Linked DNA regions of Mus musculus: region 2 is linked to region 1. A link is a loop called in an ENCODE intact Hi-C map of the cell type or tissue named here. Cell type or tissue: gastrocnemius. All regions are shown on one strand.

Region 1 (8,000 bases):
TGGAGAGACTGTAAGAGTCAGAGGTGGTGGATGACCCCACGGAAAGAGCATCTTCCACATACAGTGCAGCTGATGTACATATGAACTCACAGAGACCATGATAGCATGGACAAGAGCTACACAAGTTCAAACCAGACAAAACTCCAGCATAGTTAAGAGTAAATGGACATAAAGCCCCAACCCCAACCATGATGTTATTTCAAAGTTGATACCTTCTGGGGGAAGGAACACCCATTTTCTCTAATGTAGTGGAACCGGGTATGTAGTGGCATCTTCAGAGCAGGTCTCATGCTCAGGAGCCACTGGCCACCACAAAAGACTCTCCCTGTTTCTTTATGTGCTGTTTGTGTGTGTGTGTGTGTGTGTGTGTGTGTGTGTGTGTAGTTTCTATTTCTTTTTTTCATTAGTATTTTTTTTTTGAGAGAGAGAGAGAAACCACGAAGCTGAGTGGGTAGGGAGGGTGTGCATGTGAGAGAAGATGGGGAAAGGGAGAGAATATGAACAACTATAGAAAAAATTAAAAACAACACTTTTTTAAAATAAAAAGATAAACAAACTAAGTGTGTGAACATTCCATCAGAGATAGGTGAAAGGCTCTCTGAGGAGCCATGGACAATACATGATTTGCTAGGGGAAGTAGAGCCAGCCTTCTTTCAATGCATTTCTCCATCAGTTTGTTTCTTAATCTCTCAGAATTGGGTTGCCTTCACAAAGAAGAGCAAGACTCCTGTTACACGATCAGCCCTATGTTTCAACGGTCCTTCCATCTTTCTCACATTGCCAGACACGCTCTAAGCCATGAGGAAGTGATGGATCTCCCAATGATTGATCCCCTGTGTGTGTCAAGTTGTAGAAAGATTGTTCTTCTCGCTCTGTCTTTAAAGGGGACCTAGTAGAAGATTCTGTGTTCAGTGGATGCTGTGCAAATATTTGTGTTCATTCAACCACAGACTGAACGGATTATTTGTTCCTGACCGGGTCATTTCATGCTCAGAAAACACGTTATCAGATTTGTCAAGGAACTGAACAAGGCATTTTCTTGGCAACTGCTCCTTCAGCTGTCCAGCCATCTTACATTTTCATCTCATTTGCAGTGACCGAATAAGGATTTCATTTGAGGTTTAAGACAGTACTACTAATAATGCTCACCTGACTTTGCAGTTATATATTTGAAAAACCGTAAGAGTAGTGTTTTAACATTGCTGTCTTAAGCTGCCATGAAAACGTTGGCAAAGAACCATAGAATTATACAACTCCCTGGCATTCATCAAATGCAGTTATTCAACCAGTGAGACCTGTTATAAAACAAACTTTCCCATATAGCAAACAAGTTGAGAAGTCGTGTGAACACTATAGATTATGGGTCCAGCCAAAGCCTCACACGATGGGGATGTTCCAGGAAGCCCAGTTTGTTCCACCTCCACCTCCAACAGAAGCCCGCAGCGACTGCTTACTGTGCCCACCCCACCACCCCTCAAACATAACCCCAACTCTCAGACACTCTGATGGCAGTAAGAGCTTTCTAGCTTCCCCTTATTTCTAAAACGGAAGTCAAGAAATATGTTCTGGGGAATAAAAACGAAGTAGACATTTGTCTAAGTCCAAAAGGAAATCTCAAGAGCATTAGTGTGATGGAGGACTAAACCCCTCAGACAAAATGACAAGAGGTCTCAATGCTAGGGTGCTGGTCCTGACACTATGTTGAGCCCCATTTTACTCCTGTTACCTAAAGGGTGTTTGGCCTGCCAGAGTTCTGATTCTAATTTGGACTATTGTCCCTTTTTAAAAAAATGTGTGTGTGTCCACACCTGCCATGGTAAGTTTGTGCAGAGGCCTCTGGTGTCAGCCCTCACCTTCCCCCTTGAGACAGGGTTCAACACAGGATAACTTACCTGTAAACAGGGATTAGAGCCATGCACCACCACACTCAGGTTTAGGTGGATTCTCGAAGTTTTGAGACTCCAATCCCCATGCTTGCATGCTGAGCCACCTCTCTTTGTTGTCCCTTTGTGGGAAAACAAAAACAACCACAATAAACAACAATAACAAGAAACAACAACAAAAACCCAACTCCCGTCTTGTTTGAAGAACAACGGCTCTCATCTTTTCTACAAGTTCCTTCAAGTTGCTAACTTAGGCGGAATAGCTGATTGGTTTAATAGCTGTCAAGATGACTACTACATCACAAGATCAGTCAGTCTATGGCTAGCATACTGAGGATGTGCACAGAGGCAGGGACACTGAGGACTTTTAGAGGGACAGTGAGACTTTGTTTCTCAGTGTCAGTGCACTAGACATTATCTTCAGGAACAGAGAGAGACTGTAAAAGGGAAAATAGCTAATCATGTCTTGAAATATCTCCACTCCACTCAGGAAACCTCGAACGAAGCATGCTCTCTTTGACCTTTAATCCAGTTTCTACTCCTTTTCAAGATTTGCACAAGTGAAGTCACTGAGAGTACTTTGCCCCGAGGATAGCGTGATGCTGTGACCTAACCTATCTGATCGAATCCAAACCTGGTAGAAACCACACCCTAAATGCTCAAGGGTGATTCAGCTTAGCCCTTCATTCTCCCCTACAGTTTCCTATTTCCTGAGTTCTCACATGTGTGGCCCGAGCGCCTGGGCTCACCCAGACAGAAAATCTGGGGGCCATGTTGATTGTGTCGTCCATTTCCACATCTCACGGATCCCAGGAGAATGAACCAATCAGTCCCCTCTTTCTCGTCTTCCTCTCCTCCCTGTACCTCTCCCCCAGATTCCTGCGACCTCATGCACATAATGCCTCCTGTGGAATAGATCTGGACTAGCTAATCACAGTGCTCCTCTTTTTCTCCTCTTAAAAATAACAAAAAAGGGTATTTTCATTCATTCATTCATTCATTCAAAGAGCAAAGGAGGAGGCAGAACCAAAGTCTTCCCAACATCTTTTCCCTCCCGGACCCTCAAAGTATGAGGTGGCCTGATCAATGTACACCATGCCTGAGTGAGGGACATTGATGACTGTTCATATGGAAGTGGAAGGAACAGGATGTCTCCTGAAAGGGTCTCAGGAATGCCACCACAGGTGTGCCTAGAGGCCAGGGCTCAGAGTCCCTCTACCTCTCCTCCCTGCTATCAGAGCAGAATCTCTTTCTTACTCTTCTCTGGCCTCTCTGTCCCTCCGTCACAGAGGACAGTGAGTTATGTTAGTCAACTGTCGCATGCAGTTTAACCTCCCTGAGGAGCTGGCTCTAGAGGCAGGGTGGAAACCCCCCATTAAGATCCAGGCATGATTATCCTATAGAGTGTCCTCTGAGATCCTTTCTCCAGCGGGCTGGCCCCTGACCCTTGTGAGAAAGGGAACAGAAAACTGAAAAATTGTTTGAAGTGAAGATATTCATGTCCGTAAGACCAAAGAGTGTAATGTGGGAGTCAAAACCCTGGCCCAGAACACAGCGGGGAGCCAAACACTCCCAGACAGCCCAGACACCCTCCCAACGCAAAAGACTCAGCCGCAGTTTGTTAAAATACCTGTGGTGGTGGTGGGTGGGGGCTGAAGAGATGGCTCAACAATTAAGAGAATACACTTCTCTTCCAGAGAGTCTGTCTGAGTTCAATTTCTAGCACCTATGCCAGGTGGCTCAAACTCCAGCTCCATAGGATTTTGTCCCTCTCTCCTGGCCTCTAGCTAGAGGCCCAGGGCACACGGCAGATCTACATACATATTCACACATTAAAATAAACTCTTTTAAAATATGTGAACTTCCTGTGGCAGGAAGAACTAGTTTGAAGTCTCACCCAGAAGAAGATAGCTGTTTGGGACTCTAAGTCAGTCGCACTGGCTGACTGTTGCTTTCCCCAGTGGTTTCTGCTGGTCGGTGTGTCTGTTCAGAAGTCCGTCTGTCTTTCTGTTGTTCACTGAGTTAGCCTTTCATCCCTGCTGGTTGTGCTTGGCGAGCTCACTCCTTCACTCTCTGTACGAGACTAACACTGAATTAATAACTAAACGATTATTTAGTGACACAGGGTCAGTGAATAATCTGGGCTCACCTGGAACTCACTATGTTGTCAAGGATGGCCTCTAACTTCTGATTCATGCTATACTGGGAATAAAATCCAGGATTTTGTGCACACTAGGCCAGCAGTCCACTAACTCAGCTACTTTCCCAATCCCTATTATGGTATTCTTAGATTTCTTGAGCTTTAAAAAATAAGTTAACTTAGTATTCACCAAAAACAAAAGTCAAAACCATCCAGAGCCATTGCGTATGACTTACAGTTTGTGTAGCTAATTTTCACTATCCTTTTGAAAACTGCCAATCACTCAGTGTAAATTCTGCTATCCTGTTATCTTCAACCAACTTAAGGTACGGTGAGAACTTGGGGAAACCCCATGGTCTGCCTCTTGTCTTGTCCCTAAGATGTATTTCTACAATCTTCCCTAAGCTAAGCAACTGAAAGGCAACCCCAAACACATTGCTCCTTTGATTAGAAGGTGTTCAGAGACTCCATTTTTTCCCTCTGGGTTTCTTAACAGAACTGGAGCCCCTTGCACCAGCTGAATAACTTCTCTCTGCCTCTGCACCAACGTTGTCTGCTTAGCACGTGTTAAAGAAAAATGCTTGCGGCTGTGGCACTAACCCCACAGGGACATCTTCTCTTTCGTTGGATTCCCTCTGTAAGTCCTCCTGTGATCTCCGTTCATGCTACCCTCCCTGCCACCAATAATTTCTGCTCCTCCTTTAGGGGTCAGCTTAGTCCTTTTAAGGATATCTATTCTGACCCCAGTCATGGGCTCTCCAGTACCCGGATGTGATTCGGCCATCATGTGTACCACGGCTTACTTTACTTTTATGTCCCTGCTGTTCCTTCACAGGACTAGTCACCTGTCACCAGCTGCTGGAACAAGAAGTGACATCTATCAGGTCTGAAGTACATGTGAACATGAAAGACTAGTTTCTTCTCCAGAATTTCTAAAAAACCAGAAGGTGGCAGTATAGAGCTCTCTCTCTCTCTCTGTGTGTGTGTGTGTGTGTGTGTGTGTGTGTGTGTGTGTGTGTGTGTGTGTGTGTGCAAATTGGCCAGTTAGTTAATCTAGGAAGAAAGGCAGAAAATTCTCTCTCTCTCTCTCTCTCTCTCTCTCTCTCTCTCTCTCTCTCTCTCTCTCTCTCTCTCACACACACACACACACACACACACACACACACACACACACACACACACACACATTGGGATAAACTTTCAACTGAGCCTTGTTTTTCTTTCCCAGTAGAGTTCAGGAAAAAGAATCCTGGGGGAAATTTTGTGCTCAACAGAAACACCACACCCAGAAATACTGGACCGATGGAGCACCCTATAAAACACACAGCCTCTCATTTTGTTCATGTATTGCCTGTAAACCGCTCCCCAAATGGTCTGTTCGGCCCATAAACCACTGTCGAGTTTACAGACAATTTCATGGACTGAGGGATTAATGGGGGGAAGTGTTTACCCCTCCGCTGTGATTCCACACCCCTCTTTCAGTTCAACTCCACCCCTACCCCACATCAGTGGCCTAATCAGTCCAGTACACCATTCACCCCTAGGTTCTAAAAAAAAAAAAAAAAAAAAAAAATCCAGGCAGAAAGCAGGGCTTTTAGTTCAGCAATGCCTGGCTTCTGCTTTGTGGGTGCTTCTCAGTTTATGTTCTCACTGCCCACCCCCACCTTCACCAGCACCACCCAGTGAAGTCCTAAGAGGACAGGCCAGAAACCTGAGTTTTCACGAGATAACTGTCTGCAGCCAGAGCTAAGGATTAGCACCCCGAAAACCGGAAGGAACTCTGAGTCAGGTACCCAGCAGGGCTGCCAGGACAAACTGAAAACAGTTTAATGAGTTTTTTTTTTCTATGTGGAGTCAAGGTCAGTCACACAAACGGGATGATAAAGGTTCTGGGGTCCTGTGATAAAGGGATACAAGGTCCGAAGGGCAAAGGGAAGGGAAGAGAATTATCAACCTCTGGCAAGTGCCAGAGCCACCTGCCAGGGGTAGAGGCCAGCTGGGAGAGAATTGCTATTCAGACCGTTGACCAGTCAAAAGCCAGATGTACTCCATGAAACCTGAAAGGTCTCCTTTCTATGATGAGCAGTGAGGTTGTGTTTTCAGGTATCACTTCTGCAGACTGTCAGTTATGAGAGAGTCACCGCAACCTCTTCTTCTTTCATTGTGATAGAACCCCACATGAACTTGAGGTCATGTAAAGTAATAACCTTTCCCCCTCATTATTATAAACACAAATTTTCCTTAATGCTGGTTAGCAAAAACAAAACAAAACGACAACACAATAAAGACAAAAACAAAACACCTGTTACTAGACTGAGTTCAGGCTACCCAGCTAAAAGCAGTTTAATCTCTTTATTACCCTGTAAACTAGACTAACCCCGGGACGTGTGAGCATATGAAAACCACACAGGCTTGCTCTCTGACCAAGAAGGAAGCCTTAGGATTTTAATGAGCTGTATTCTACAGGGAAATTAGAACCGATGTGTAATTTGCAATTCACTTTGGCAGCCTTCCCTTCTCTAATAGAAAGATACGATGCATAAGTACGCAAATGAGTTTGGGATTTTGAAGAGGCAGATGACCAGGATTAACGGCTCCACGCTCTCACCAAGGACACCCTCTACAAAACACACTTGGGACCCTTACCCAGCAGGCATTGGGCTTCACGCCATCTCAAAAACCACTCACACTCCCCTGTGTGCATCTTTCTGTTTCTCTACCTAGCCCCCAGGTTCTTTCTCTGAAAAGTGTAAGCCAACGGTTTTGTTCTCTGACACCGTGGGAGTGGGGTATGCGCCTGTGTGCACATGCACACACTGGAGGTGGATGTTGGACGTCTTCCTCTACCACGTTCACCTTCATTTTGAGGCATCCCCTCTCATGGAACCTGAAGCTGCCTATTTTCTCTATGCTGGTCGGCCAGCAAGCTCCTAGGATCTGCCTTTTTCTGCTCCCCAGTGCCAGGCCTACAGGCAAATGTAGCCATGCTGGCTTTAAGGCAGAGGCTGGGAACTTAAAGTCGTCTTGTGTTCACACCAAGCACTCTCATCCACTGAGACATCAAGCCCTGAAGATTGACACTGCTATGGCAATCACTTTGAGTGTTAGTTTGGAGGCAAGTATTTCTTTCCCTATTTCTCTTTCTCTTTTTCTTTTAGATAAATATTTTATATGAAATCTTTCAGGTTTTGGGGCCAATTGAGGCTGGCTATGTTCAATTGTCAAAGGCTTATAGCTTGTACAGGCTCAGTGTCAGGTAATGTTGACATTGAAGTCTATTTTGGGTCTAGTACTGGATGGTTCCTCTCTTGGACCTCATAGCTACAAGCCATCTTAGAGACGGCCAGGAACAAAGTGCTTTGAATCACTAACCATTAACCTTAAAGTCCAGGGAGCCCTGTGTATGATTAGCTCAGCTCTTGGCTACCAAAGGCTTAAAAAATACGAGAAACCATCAGGACGCATTTGGTTCTGTTTCAGCAATTATTGCAATCGGAGGGTTTGTTCTTCCAGTTAGGAATGCTTTACGTGAAGTCTTGAGTTCTCTCTGGGGAAGTGAATGAATGTGGGATTTAAAACACCCTTGTCGGCCTTTTTATACTTTTCTAGAACAAAGTCACACTCCATTTCAGGAGCAGAGAAAGGAGTGTTTGAAGGTGGTGCAATGCTCTCACTGAACTCGGGACTCACCTAGGGGCCCTTGCCTTGGTCACTGTAGACTCAAGCTGTTGACTGGGTAGGGAAATGGCTGTCTTGGCCCTTTGGTCTCAGTTTCTTAACCACTCAGTGAAAAGGACTGTAGTAGAAGTTGGAAGGGGAATTTGTTCCTTAGGGCTTTATGTAGACAAGAGAACTTGCCTTCTTCCCATCACTGGAACATTGCTTTGACTAAGAAAGGAAAAATTTCTTATGACCAGTGTTGGCATCAGGACCTCCCAAACCTATGACATCACATAGGTGACAGCTCTCGGCCTGAT
Region 2 (8,000 bases), 72 kb after region 1:
CACTTTGACTTTATGTACAGACATGCTTGTGAGCAAACTATTCACATGTATATCCTCAAAGCTCAGAAATGGGTTTTGCTGCTCCAAAGACCCCACGGCTTCTCCAGCTCCTTTACTTGTTTTGTTAGAAATTAATTTCATAACAAGGACAATTCAAGTCAGAGTGCCTAGGGGCCCTGACAAGATCCAAAGGCACAACAGGGTGGGCAAGAGCAGATAAACTGTGAGTTGTCCTCAGTTGTCTTGTCCAACTCTCCTTACATAAACACTAACAGGGAATTCTGGGTAAGGTAGAAAAATGAATGGCATAAAGGAATATCAAAGGCCTCAAATCTTGTCTGAGAAGACAGAAGGAAAGGGAATAAGGCAGTAGGCAGTGTGGTGGTGGTGGTGGTGTGTGTGTGTGTGTGTGTGTGTGTGTGTGTGCGTGCGCACACACAGGGGAGGTGATGACATCAGGGCTCCCTCACTCCTGTCTATCAGCTACAGCAAGCATCACTGCATTTTCAGCTAACATCTTCACATCCATTTATTTCTCTGCAAAGAATAGCCATAATCCAGGGCATTGGCACGAGGATCAAACTATTCTCCTCGCTGAAGCAAACAGGCACATAGGAAAGACTGGTGAGCATGGGCTGTTAGCACTACCTATTCTGTACCTTTCATGTACCATTTAAAGGGCACCTTTGGATAAAAGTAGGAATAAGACTTTGGAAGATATAGTCCAGATTTGTGGGTCGTCACATGGGAACACGCCTTTACTCGGAACCCCAGTCTCTGTATCTGTAAGGCCCAGGATTGTTATTTTTTAATCAGTTTCAAAACGTGACAGAAAGAGCTCTTTGCAGGTTGTGCTATGAATAAATTGGCAAAAGTCAATCAGCTCCTTCAGACACTTCTGGGCACACTGAGCCCCGTCAACCCCACCCCCATGGGAATGCTTCAGTTGCATTGTGACATGGAAGTAGGAAGTGACATGACTTGACATATTTCACTGATGCTCAAAGCATCTAAGTCAAATTAACTGCTAGACGCGGTCACCATGCAAGTTCTCGAAGGAGGGATTCAAACCTAACACAGAGAGGAAGAGGAAGAGAAAGAAGAAGAGGAAGAGAAAGAAAAGGAGGAAGAACATGGTGCCATTTGGTTTTGACTTTTGGGTCTCTAAACTCCAATTTAACCCAGAGGACAGTGTTTCCATCAGAGACCGCGTGTGCGCGCAGGGTTGGGTGAGCTGTAAACACAGAACAAAACCTGCCCCTGAACCATTGGGGAAGTGAACAGAGGGTGGCAGACTTGGAGAGAGAGAGAGGGAAGCATCCTCCAGTTGGACAGAGAAAAGAAGCAGAGAAACTATAAAAAATATTGAGACTGATCACATAATGGTTTGGTTGAAGCAAAAAATGGGACCCAGCAGTGCAGTGGTTTGAATACAGCCAAGCCTCCAGAGATGAGCCGGTTCAGTCCCTAAGGTTTCCTGGTAATGGCAGCCTGGGTGAGAAATGGAACTTGACTACAACAGCTAGAAGTGAGATCTGAGGCCATCAGGGTAGAATTTCCATGCTTGAATCCTGATAACATTGTAAGGAGAAGGTGACATTCAGACAGCAAATACATATCTGCCCCCTCTTTGATGTGATACATATGGCTCAGCAGATAGGAGGGTGAGGAGAAGAGCCGGTGGGGTAGGCCTTTCTCATGCAGATCACGGCAAAAATAGACCTCTTTTCTCTCTAAACAAACTCGTCACATGGCTTTTATTATAGTAACGGAAAGCTAGGTAAAGCAAGGACAAACTTAGACTGTATAAGCATATGCTGTATGCTTTATTGACATGTAGGGAAGCTAGAGCTATATTGACATAAACTGTACGTAAGTAACAACTCCTAGGACTGCATTAGAAAACACCAGGAATATACATCTTTGAATAAGAATTATAACAGCTTGAAATTCAACTTAATCTCATTATTTTATTGTTTTAACTATGTGCCTTTTTATTGCTTCTTTCTTACTAAAATACTTCATTGATTCTATAAGCCAGTGGTTATTTTGCCTCGTATCAATTGAGCATTGCATTACTTTCCAAGAGTTATGCAAAAGTTGCTTCTACAAACGTGTCTCCTCACGCGGACCTCTCTACACCTTGGCACACTATCTTCTGGAAAGGACACCGTGTACATTGATATGCGGTGCAGAGTAATCAGACTTGGCCTCATCTATTTGCATCTACAGGAAAGGCAGGCTTTCAAAGCAAGGCTTGGCCTTTGGTTGTCTTCAGTGAGCGAGAACTGGCTGAATTGCTCTGAGCACCCCGCCCATTCTCACCTTCTCAGAGGCATCCACATAGCTGCCCGTGATGCTTGCCAAGTTCTTACCCAACCCCACAGGTTTTTCTAGACTTCACAGGGGCAAGAGAACACCTGATCCTTGTGAAGAGAGGACAGCCTTCCTTGCATTTTGTGCACTTAAGAGGAGAGAGATAAGAACTCTCTGAATGAAGTTGTTAAATTTAAAAATCGGGTGTTTTCTCCATGGCTGTATTCCCCACCACAGGGCAGAAAGCAAGTCGGTGCTGAGGAGGAATGAAATGAATGCTCTGAGAGACACGGTAGTGATGCTGATGGTGATGATGATAATGGCGATAAATACTTACACAGAGACCTACTACGTATGAGGCAGGATACTGAGTACCTGTGTATGATAACTGACTTGGTGCTTGGGGGAAAACCGAGGAGGTGAGGTTACTTGGTTATATTAGCTAATATAACATCATCCCTTCATTGAGAGGAAACCTGGTGTTGTAGTTCTTATGTCTTAATAAGTTGGAGAAGAAGGTAAGATTTGGACCCAGGTCTGTTAGCACTGGCATGGCACTCCTAACTACCTTACTCTCACACCAGAGAGCGGAAGTCCTGTCAAAGCCAAACGGGTTCAACTCCCAGGGGCATTTGTGACCTTGCCTTTCAGCGTGCATCCCTTCTAAGGTTCCTGTGAGCCAAACACTTTGTTTTTTCCCCTAAGTTTATTGCTGCTGGGAACAACTTGACTAAACTTGACAGAAACCCAGTCCCGGAAATCACTGGCTCGTTGGCACTTATCAAAGGAGCACACTGACTGGGCCGGGAGCACACTGGCTGGGCGGGGTCGGAGGGAGCTGTCAGGAGTCCACCTTGAGTACCAAGACTCCTGGCGTCATCTCTTAGGATTCTGAACCTTGTGCCCAGTCGAGCTCTAAAGTTAGAACATTTGGTAGGAAAAAAAAAAAAGTAAAGACTAAAAATTTCCCAGGTGGGGCTGGAGAGCCGCCTCCATGGTTAAGAACCCTGGTTGTTTTTCCAGAGGACCCGCATTCTATTCCAGCCCCCAATGGTGGCTCACAACCCTCACAACTACAGTTCATGGGGATCTGGTGCCCTCTTCTGGCCTCCAAGCGTACCAAGCACTCATATAAATAGAAAGACACGCAGGCAGGCAAAACACCCATACATATACAGATTCTTAAAAACAAAAAGCTGAGACAAAAGGATGGACCATCTAGAGACTGCCACATCCAGGGGTCCATCCCATAATTAGCCTCCAAACGATGACACCATTGCAGACACTAGCAAGCCTCTGTTGCAAGGACCGTGATATAGCCGTCTCTTGTGAGACTAGGCCGGGGCCTAGCAAACACAGAAGTGGATGCTCACAGTCAGCTATTGGATGGATCACAGGGCCCCCAATGGAGGAGCTAGAGAAAGTATCCAAGGAGCTAAAGAGATCTGCAACCCTATCGGTGGAACAACAATATGAACTAACCAGTACCCCCGGAGCTCTTGACTCTAGCTGCATATGTATCAAAAGATGGCCTAGTCGGCCATCACTGGAAAGAGAGGCCCATTGGTCAGGCAAATTTTATATGCCCCAGTACAGGGGAACGCCAGGGCCAAAAAAATAGGAATGGGTGGGTAGGGGAGTTGGGGGGGAGGGTGTGGGGGGCTTTTGGGATAGCATTGGAAATGTAATTGAGGAAAATACGTAATAATAAAAAAAAAAGAAAGAAAAAACCTTAAAGTTCCAGGTGGTGTCACAAAACCCAGCAAGACCCCTATAGGGTGGAATATAGGGTGGAAAGCTCACATCTGGACACTGCCTCAAGGTGTGGCCTTTCTTAGTAGGCTGCTGCCAATCACATGGAACTTTACTGAACAGGGTCAATATGTCAATATGTAGGACCAAAGAGGAGGAACAAGGATGCAGAAGCTGTAAGAATGGAGACACTTACAAAAGGCCCTTTACTGAGTAGGTTTCCGTCTCTCCCTCCTGAAAAGTCTTTCTTGGACCATTTCTAGGTATATGAAGATGATGCTTCCCCACTTAAACCGCTGTCATCACGATGCCTGCCTAAAAGTATCCTTTAGGTCAGATTTTACGGCAGATAAACCAGACTTCTCTGCCCTAATCCCAGCTCTGGCCCAGGAGGAAAAGGCGGGTCCTGAGATCTTCTGAGTAGGATGTTCAGATTGATCTCTTGCTAGAACATCTCCACACCTAGAAACCTGTAACTGCCTCTACAGACTTCTGTCCCCAGTGGCTCTCTCAGCCCTGCTTCCTGAGACTGAGCCCCACAGTATAGCAGTGGTGCACCTTGAGAATAACAGGCTCTAGGTATTAGCGAAGAGATGACAACGGGGGCCTCATCACAGAAGTTCCCGGAGCATGCTGGGAATATAGGATTTCCAGATGTGAACGGGAGGCAAACACAGCAGCAGCCAGACCTTGCCCGCAGTTGGATTATGACCGCCTGCTCTCATGTTTTCAGTTTTCTGTTCACAAACTTTGAACATCTCTCCCTGCCCCCATCATCAGCATGGCCTCCTTATTTCACTTCACCTTGATTGACTTGGCCACCTGTTTTGGATCCACACCCATTTCCTGCTTTTATGTAAGCTCCCCCCCAACAGCCACAGTTTGACCTGTGTGAGACTCTTTCATAACCTGTGACTTCATCTTCAGCATTCCTCATTGGCACAATGCATTTCTCAGGTTAAATTATCATTCATAGGGATGCTTGTACATTTTCATTCCTCTGACTACAGGCAACCCAGGCTTAAAAGGTATTTGTTGTTCGTTTGGCAATAGCATCTATCTAATTGCCCTTCCAGAAACCCTGTTGGCTGATTAGCAGGCGCTGTCTGGCGTGTTCCTTCTATGCATGTCTTCCTGCAGTGTCTCTTAGCCCCATTGCCTCCGCCTCCTCTTCAGGCTGACTCTGCCCCACCTTGGCTGTCAATCTCCTCCTTCATTGTCCTTTCCTGGTCTTCTGTCCCCTCATACCATGGCTGTCACTCTATTTCCTCCTTTATTGTCCTTAGCTGATCTTTCATTCCTTCCAGCCCTCCACTTGCCCTTCTGGTAGTCTCTATCTTGATAGGGTAATTACTTTTAATGGCTTTCGGTTTCATGAACCCTATAAATACTTGGCCCAAGTTTCTAAGCTTCAGAGTCAAAGCTTATTCAGAGAAACCACAAAGGACACACACGAAACCAGGAAAGTCACCATGAATACCCTGGGAAAGGTAAGTGAGCTGCTCTGTGATGGCCCCATGTCACCTTCAGATTCTGTGCTCTCTGAACAGATTATTGTCAAGTTTTTTTTTAATTTTTTATTAGGTATCTTCCTCATTTACATTTCCAATGCTATCCCAAAAGTCCCCCATACCCACCCCCCCAACTCCCCTACCCACCCACTCCCCCTTTTTGGCCCTGGCGTTCCCCTGTACTGGGGCATATAAAGTTTGCAAGTCCAATGGGCCTCTCTTTCCAGTGATGGCCGACTAGGCCATCTTTTGATACATATGCAGCTAGAGACAAGAGCTCCGGGGTACTGGTTAGTTCATATTGTTGATCCACCTATAGGGTTGCAGATCCCTTTAGCTCCTTGGGTACTTTCTCTAGCTCCTCCATTGGGGGCCCTGTGATCCATCCAATAGCTGACTGTGATCATCCACTTCTGTGTTTGCTAGGCCCCGGCATAGTCTCACAAGAGACAGCTACATCTGGGTCCTTTCAGCAAAATCTTGCTAGTGTATGCAATGGTGTCAGCGTTTGGAAGCTGATTATGGGATGGATCCCTGGATATGGCAATCACTAGATGGTCCATCCTTTCGTCACAGCTCCAAATTTTGTCTCTGTAACTCCTTCCATGGGTGTTTTGTTCCCAATTCTAAGAAGGGGCAAAGTGTCCACACTTTGGTCTTCGTTCTTTTTGAGTTTCGTGCGTTTAGCAAATTGTATCTTCTATCTTGGGTATCCTAAGTTTCTGGCCTAATATCCACTTATCAGTGAGTACATATTGTGTGAGTTCCTTTGTGATTAGGTTACCTCACTCAGGATGATGCCCTCCAGGTCCATCCATTTGCCTAGGAATTTCATAAATTCATTCTTTTTAATAGCTGAGTAGTACTCCATTGTGTAAATGTACCACATTTTGTGTATCCATTCCTCTGTTGAGGGGCATCTGGGTTCTTTCCAGCTTCTGGCTATTATAAGTAAGGCTGCTATGAACATAGTGGACCATGTGTCCTTCTTACCGGTTGGAACATCTTCTGGATATATGCCCAGAAGAGGTATTGCGGGATCCTCCAGTAGTACTATGTCCAATTTCCTGAGGAACCGCCAGACTGATTTCCAGAGTGGTTGTACAAGCTTGCAATCCCACCAACAATAGAGGAGTGTTCCTCTTTCTCCACATCCTCGCCAGCATCTGCTGTCACCTGAATTTTTGATCTTAGCCATTCTGACTGGTGTGAGGTGTAATCTCAGGGTTGTTTTGATTTGCATTTCCCTGATGATTAAGGATGTTGAACATTTTTTCAGGTGCTTCTCTGTCATTCGGTATTCCTCAGGTGAGAATTCTTTGTTTAGCTCTGAGCCCCATTTTTTAAAGGGGTTATTTGATTTTCTGAAGTCCACCTTCTTGAGTTCTTTATATATATTGGATATTAGACCCCTATTCGATTTGGGATAGGTAAAGATCCTTTCCCAATCTGTTGGTGGTCTTTTTGTCTTATTGACAGTGTCTTTTGCCTTGCAGAAGCTTTGCAACTTTATGAGGTCCCATTTATCAATTTTCGATCTTACAGCACAAGCCATTGCTGTTCTATTCAGGAATTTTTCCCCTGTACCCATATCTTCGAGGCTTTTCCCTACTTTCTCCTCTCTAAGTTTCAGTGTCTCTGGTTTTATGTGGAGTTCCTTAATCCACTTAGATTTGACCTTAGTACAAGGAGATAGGAATGGATCAATTCACATTCTTTTACATGATAACCGCCAGTTGTGCCAGCACCATTTGTTGAAAATGCTGTCTTTTTTCCACTGGATGGTTTTTAGCTCCCTTGTCAAAGATCAAGTGACCATAGGTGTGTGGGTTCATTTCTGGGTCTTCGATTCTATTCCATTGGTCTACTTGTCTGTCTCTATACCAGTACCATGCAGTTTTTATCACAATTGCTCTGTAGTACAGCTTTAGGTCAGGCATGGTGATTCCACCAGAGGTGCTTTTATCCTTGAGAAGAGTTTTTGCTATCCTAGGTTTTTTGTTATTCCAGATGAATTTGCAGATTGCCCTTTCTAATTCGTTGAAGAATTGAGTTGGAATTTTGATGGGAATTGCATTGAATCTGTAGATTGCTTTTGGCAAGATAGCCATTTTTACAATGTTGATCCTGCCAATCCATGAGCATGGGAGATCTTTCCATCTTCTGAGATCTTCTTTAATTTCTTTCTTCAGAGACTTGAAGTTCTTATCATACAGATCTTTCACTTCCTTAGTTAGAGTCACGCCAAGGTATTTTATATTATTTGTGACTATTGAGAAGGGTGTTGTTTCCCTAATTTCTTTCTCAGCCTGTTTATCCTTTGTGTACAGAAAGGCCATTGACTTGTTTGAGTTAATTTTATATCCAGCTACTTCATTGAAGCTGTTTATCAGGCTTAGGAGTTCTCTGGTGGAATTTTTA

The links. A loop is a pair of places that touch in the nucleus more often than their neighbours do. Peaks named below come from ENCODE experiments on the same cell type or tissue, not always from the same donor. Only the 100,000 strongest peaks of a DNase experiment are listed, where the experiment ranks them.
Region 2: a loop joins it to region 1, with 5 times the contacts of the local background. A loop is called at or near these places in 2 of 42 quality-filtered maps.

Annotation. Positions count from the first base shown.
Region 1 is chr3:138,235,709-138,243,708 of GRCm38, forward strand. 0610031O16Rik (RIKEN cDNA 0610031O16 gene) reads right to left here and starts at 3,955. Exons shown (of 3, transcript NR_045760.1): 1 at 3,781-3,955; 2 at 1,893-2,005. In gastrocnemius, a CTCF peak has its summit at 4,939 (motif pointing right); no DNase peak of the experiment used is centred here; H3K27ac peaks cover 1,915 bases.
Region 2 is chr3:138,307,805-138,315,804 of GRCm38, forward strand. It overlaps Adh6a (alcohol dehydrogenase 6A (class V)), which reads left to right and starts at 5,482. Exons shown (of 9, transcript NM_026945.1): 1 at 5,482-5,558. The coding sequence starts at 5,541. In gastrocnemius, a CTCF peak has its summit at 3,409 (motif pointing left); no DNase peak of the experiment used is centred here.